Regions from separate parts of the Homo sapiens genome. Here region 1 is linked to region 2. A link is an interaction called in ENCODE POLR2A ChIA-PET data of the cell type or tissue named here. Cell type or tissue: MCF 10A. All regions are shown on one strand. Links, peaks and the distances in the headings refer to the core of each region. The heading gives the core; the rest is flanking DNA. Region 1 has its middle 94 kb from the start of LINC00323. Region 2 overlaps DSCAM (DS cell adhesion molecule).

What was found. ChIA-PET counts read pairs that join two places held together with the same protein. Peaks named below come from ENCODE experiments on the same cell type or tissue, not always from the same donor. Only the 100,000 strongest peaks of a DNase experiment are listed, where the experiment ranks them.
Region 1: POLR2A ChIA-PET joins it to region 2 with 6 read pairs; 2 of 35 experiments call an interaction of 5 or more read pairs at or near these places.

The regions. Positions count from the first base shown.
Region 1 is chr21:41,052,593-41,055,517 of GRCh38, reverse strand. No RefSeq gene overlaps it. Among named protein-coding and RNA genes, the nearest start is that of LINC00323, 94 kb to the left of the region's middle. RefSeq lists an enhancer at 1,865-2,925. In MCF 10A, for the core only: no CTCF peak of the experiment used is centred there; a DNase peak (open chromatin) is centred at 1,127.
Region 2 is chr21:40,777,585-40,780,509 of GRCh38, reverse strand. The region is part of intron 1 of DSCAM (DS cell adhesion molecule); the gene reads left to right. Among named protein-coding and RNA genes, the nearest start is that of DSCAM, 68 kb to the left of the region's middle. In MCF 10A, for the core only: no CTCF peak of the experiment used is centred there; no DNase peak of the experiment used is centred there.

The sequences.
Region 1 (2,925 bases), core at 155-2,654, 280 kb before region 2:
AGTACTTCTGGTGTGTGTCATTCCTCTGAAAAATATATGACTAATGCCGCGGTGACAGCTACACACGTGTGACATATCTACAGGAAGAGGTGGCACGGCCATCAGCTGCATTGTTGGCTTCTCACCCAGGCTCCAAGCTTTCAAACGTTTGTGTTCTTAGAGGAATTTTAGGCATGAATGTATAGAGGGGTTTGGGAAGCAACGATGGAGCATCCACGTTGAGAGTGGCCATGTGAGCATGTGATTTTTCTGTCTCTTAGAAACACTTTCAGGTACAACACTGATTCTTTTGAGAGCACAATGTCAATGGCAGAGAATACTCTATCTGTTGAAACAGTAGTTCAAATGCAATTTCTTTCCTCATATCTTTAAATGTTTCAATATGGATTTAATTTTTTTTTTTTTTTTTGCTAATGTAGACCTCAATTTTCTACTAGAATTCGTAGGAGTGTCCATTGTCCTTCAACGACAAACTGTGATGCGTCTCCCGTAGCTGTGTGCATTTCAGGGTCTAACACGACAATCACCTTTACTCTGAATTTTCAATAATGATTTGCTAATTTTCTTCAAAGAGTAAACTTTCAGAAAATGTTTTATTTTGAATTGGAGAGCTATTAATATAATGATTCATTCTGGCTCCTTTTCTCCTCTCTAGTCATTTCTAGCAGCAAAATAGGGTGTCATAGAGTATGTTAGCATATCATGAGGAGCTTTGGCCGACCCTGGCCCGCTGCTGATGTCTAAAGAGGGTTGGCTCAGCTTGGGGCGCATGCCCCAGCTCCTTGTGGACAGCTGTTTGGGCTCAGGTTGGAGGCCCTGACTTGTGCTAAAGCTGGTCTTCCTATATTGCACATGGTTGAGAATCAGGCCGGCTGTGGCCTCCAGCCCTGCTTCCTTTTTTTGTGGATCTAGGAACTAATTTTCATCAGATCCTGTGGGGATGACCAGGTTCTTGGAAACCTACTCACACCGGTTAAAACTTCACAAGACGGAAGTGTAAGCTCTCAGGCTGAGATGCTGATTGTCAGTGATTTGAACACCCAAGCTCATCCGAGGAAACTGAATCCATGATGTTTCACTATCCTCCTGGCCGTATACCCCAGCCTGGCTTCACTCCAAAACTATCCAGTTTTTTGGCGATGACAGTAACATCTCTTAGTCACCCAGGCTGCTCTTTGGTTGGTTCCTGATGCCTGAAGTCTTTTTCTTCTGTGTACAGTTAGCCACCAAATTGTATCTTTGTTTTCACTTTCTTTAGTGTGCATCTATGTGTTTGCTCCTGCTCCCCATAGGCTCATAAGCTAAGTCAGGTCTGGGCTGCTGGAACAAACTGGTTTCTGGGCCAGCTCATCTGGGATGCAGCAGCTGAATTCATTTTCTACAGCATAAACATAAAAAACACAAAATGTGAGGAAATGCATTTATTTTACATGAGAGGTCTTCATTTTTTAAAAAGAGATAATCAGTATTTATTTTACTGTCATCGTAATTTTACATATTGAGTTTTTAACACCAAGTTAGAGTTATGGTCACAGATTATGGTGCAGATGTTATCATTAATAACTGATATTTTTGTGCTTTAAAATTTTTCAAAGCAATTGTCTATGCATTATCTCCTCTGGTGCATTTAGAGCATAATTTGACTTTCCAAAAAGAAGTATTAGCATACAATTTTTCAGAAATATATGAAATATACCTACTATAATTATACAAAGTGATAGATATGCATTATATATGAGTTTAGAAATATGGTCTTTATTACACCCTCTTAGGATCAAGAACAGGGTCAAAAATGAGCCCTCACTCTGAATTCAAACCCCTACCCTAGATTCATTTGTAAGCCTTGCCTTCCCATCAGGCTTCCTGTACCCTAATTAGGCCCCAATTCTCCTATATTCCTTCTGTACAATCATTTCATAATGGTTGCATCTAAGCTACTAGTTTAAGAATCTAGATAATAACACATCTTGTACAGAATCATTGATAATAGCTGCATATTTATAATCTACGCCGTGAATGTTTTCATCTTTAGAAACACAATAACATATTGCTCATACCAATTTTGAGTCCCCTCATGATCTTACTTTCTTCTTAACTGCTGATTTCTTCGTGCTGCCGTGGCTGTAGCATCGTCAAAACACTGTCTGGTTTATCCAGCACGTCCCCATGGGACTCGTCCTGTGCCTGCTGCTCTTATCGCCTCCGATTCCATCAATGCTCATTCACCTCATTCAGCATTTACTGCATTTAGGAAACATATCCAAATGTCTCTGCTTTTATCTGGTACATTCCACACAGTCCACAGTCCACACTTTCTGTTGGTCAGTACTTACCTTTGTGAAGGTTTTTGTAGGATGCCTTCTGCTTTTCCTCGGCTCTGGGGAGGTGACATTTCTGCTCATGGTGAGGGCTCCCAGTGGTTGTCCTGCTGTCTGGGGCTGATGCAGCCTCACCGACTCCTCTCTGCAAGTCCATCAGCGTCCTCGCCCCATCCAGGGGTGCAGTGGGGACCATGGACAGAAGATTGGCTCATGGACAGTGACACAGCTGGTTTGCCCCGGTTAGCACTGGCTTAGCTCACCAGTCACACATTGAGTCAATTATTTCAACATTTTAAAAAATTACAACTGCGGTTAACTATTTTGTTCTATTCAAAGTTGATGTGAAATGTTTATTAGGATAAAATTTTGATATCAGCTTTGATCTGGCCACTTTCGGCAGGAAACAGGTAAAAGATCTGGGCTTAGCTAATATTTTTTCTGAAGATAATAAGCCATTTATCAGCAAATCAAAAACTTAAATAAAAGGTGGATATGGTGTGGTTTGCAAATACCTTGCAAAAGAAGTGTTCATCCTCAGGAGCTGAATGGATTCTCCCTGCACAAACCAGGGCAGGGGGACAAGACATTCTCCTTACAGGTTAGC
Region 2 (2,925 bases), core at 152-2,651:
CACACACTTGACTTTTCAAGTTTCTTATAATATTTTTAGTTCATAAATAGGATAACAGGAGATATATATATATATATATATATATACACACACACACACACACACACACACGTTTATATTTGGAAATAGGTGAGGCACAAAATTATAAATGGTAAGTAAAATACTGAAACCCAAGTCACCTTTACAAAGTTTAGGTGGCCAAGAGGTTGCATGTCAGTTTCTAGAGCCTCATCATGCCAGTATGCAGGTGGGTGGTCCCTTAGCTTCTGATAGAAAGAACATGGGCTCTGGAACTTTGTTTGGAAAGAACACGTGCTTCAGCACAACTTGCATTTAAGGCCAGATTCTGCTATTTACAAGCAGTGTGACTTGTCTGGCTCTGCTTCCTTGACATTCAAATGGAGACGATGACATCTACATCTGCGATTGTTATAATTGAGAAGATGCATGTAGAAAGCCCTAGGCTCCTAACTCTGCTTGTAAAGGTGAGATTCCTACATGGTGTGAATGAGGACACACTTCTGAATTTGATCTGTACATCAGGTGTCTGTTTTTTCCTTCCCATGGATATAGCTGTATATATAAATCTTAGTTGTCTTTTTTAAAGAAAACCCAAGCTCCTTACCATCTGGTCTCTGCACACCTTCCTTACCCCACCCAGCCCTCTGCTCACTATGCAGTGGCCACATGGGCATTTTTCTATTCCTTGGTGATACCCAGGTAATTCCACTTCAGGCTCTTTACACTGCCATCCCTTTGCCAGGCCCGGCTGTCCCTCCAGGTCACTCAAGTCCTGGCTAAGGGTCCTTCACTTACTATGTATTCTGAAGTCACCTCCCATCAACTCACCTATTTTATTTTCCTCTTAACTTTTTATCATATAAAATTATTTATTGATTTGCTTTTTATACCATTTGTCTTCCTCACCTTTCCCCACTGGAATGGCAGATCCATGAGGACAGCAGCTTCGCCTCTCTTATTCCCTATTGTAAACTGGAATAGTGCCTGAATTTGATACGCATGCAATGAGTACTTTTACAAGAAAATGTTATAAATGTGTAACAGCATTGAAGGGTATAAACTTCCTTCAGATAAATTTGGCAATACATATTAAAAATTAATACTGACGTCTGAACCAAAATTTCTCTTCGTCAGAATCCATTCCATGAAATGATTGAGGAAGTTTTTAAAAAGTTTAAGTGTGTTTATCATCAGTCAGTCAGGCTATGGTAATAACATCCTAATAGCCCGTCTTGCCTCTCTCTACTCTCCTTCTTTCATACTTCAGCCCAAAATACCTTTCATTCCCATTTTTAAAAATACACCAAAATGATCAAGGTTAAAAAGTCAAAAGTCTAATATAGTAGAAAACAATAGTTAGCTATTCCATCTTTTCTGAGCCCTTCCATGGGCAGGATTATTCAAACACAAGTTTAGTCTACTCACACTCTTTTTTTTTTTTTTTTTTTTTTTTTTTCTGTTTTTGAGATGGAGTTTCGCTCTTGTTGCCCAGGCTGGAGTGCAATGGCACGATGTCAGCTCACCGCAACCTCTGCCTCCCGAATTCAAGTGATTCTCCTGCCTCAGCCTACCGAGTAGCTGGGATTACAGGCATGCACCATCATGCCTGGATAATTTTGCATTTTTAGTAGAGATGGGTTTTCTCCATTTTGGTCAGGTTGGTCTCAAACCCCCGACCTCAGATGATCCACCCTCCTTGGCCTCCCAAAGTGCTGGGATTACAGGCATGAGCCACCATGCCCGGCCCACATTCTTTATGATTTTTGATATACTGAACTTCTTTTCACACCTTACTTTTGACTTCTATTTGTCACACTTTATCATCCTTATACATCCTTCTTTCTTTGTTTAATAAGTTTTTCTTTTTTACTTTTACTGTACTTACTTAGAATGTATATATTCTATTTCCATTTATTTAGATGTTACCTTGGAAATTTACCATGTACATTTAAATTAGCAAAAGTCTGCAATTAAGCAATAACCTAAGCACCTTCTTCCATGAAAAGCAAACAAAAAACAAAAGCAGGTTTTGGAGCATTTTGATTCTGAACACTCACCTCAAAACCTACATGCTTCTGGGCCAGGCACGGTGGCTGGGTGACAGAGCAGGACTCCGTCTCAAAAACAAAGAAACAATCAAACAAAACTTACATGCTCCTGTTGTTTTCTCTACTTCTATATATTTATTTTTTTTTAACCCAGATACTAGGTATTATTTTATTATTAGCTTATTCAGATGTTATTTCTTTGGATTTGCTTACTGTTTTATAATTTCATTTGTTCATTCTTACTTGGATCCCAAACCATCTTTTTAAGGTCGTGTTCCTTTTTCTTGAAGCATATCCTTTAGAATTTTCTTTATTTCAGGTTTCTTTGTGGCATACCCTCTCAGTTTTTGTTATCTTTACCCATCCTTGTTTTATCTTTTTCATAAAAGAGTATTTGGCTGGGCACACAATTCTGTACTGACTATATATTTTCCCTTTGTACTTTGGAGGTAAAATATCATTATCTTCTAGCTTTCATTAGTGCTGTTGGAAAGTCTGAAGTCATTTAAATTGTTTCCTTTTTGTAGGCTGTTTGTCCTTGCTCTATGGCTTCATTTAAGATCTCCTCTTTGTTTTTGATGTTCTGTAATTTTGTCAAAGTGTGTTTGGACACAAATTTCTTTTTATATATTCTGATTTTATTTATCTCAGTATATTGTACTTTTGGGATTTTTAATACATATTTTCTGATAGTTCTAAAAATTGTATCTTTTTAATGATTTTCTTTTATATTCCTGAGATTCCAGTTAGTTATCTATTTAGTCTTCTCATTCTGTATTTTATTTATCTTAGTGTCTCTTTCACATTCTTCATCACAATTCTATTTTTGTCTTACAAATAGATTATCTCCTGGAAT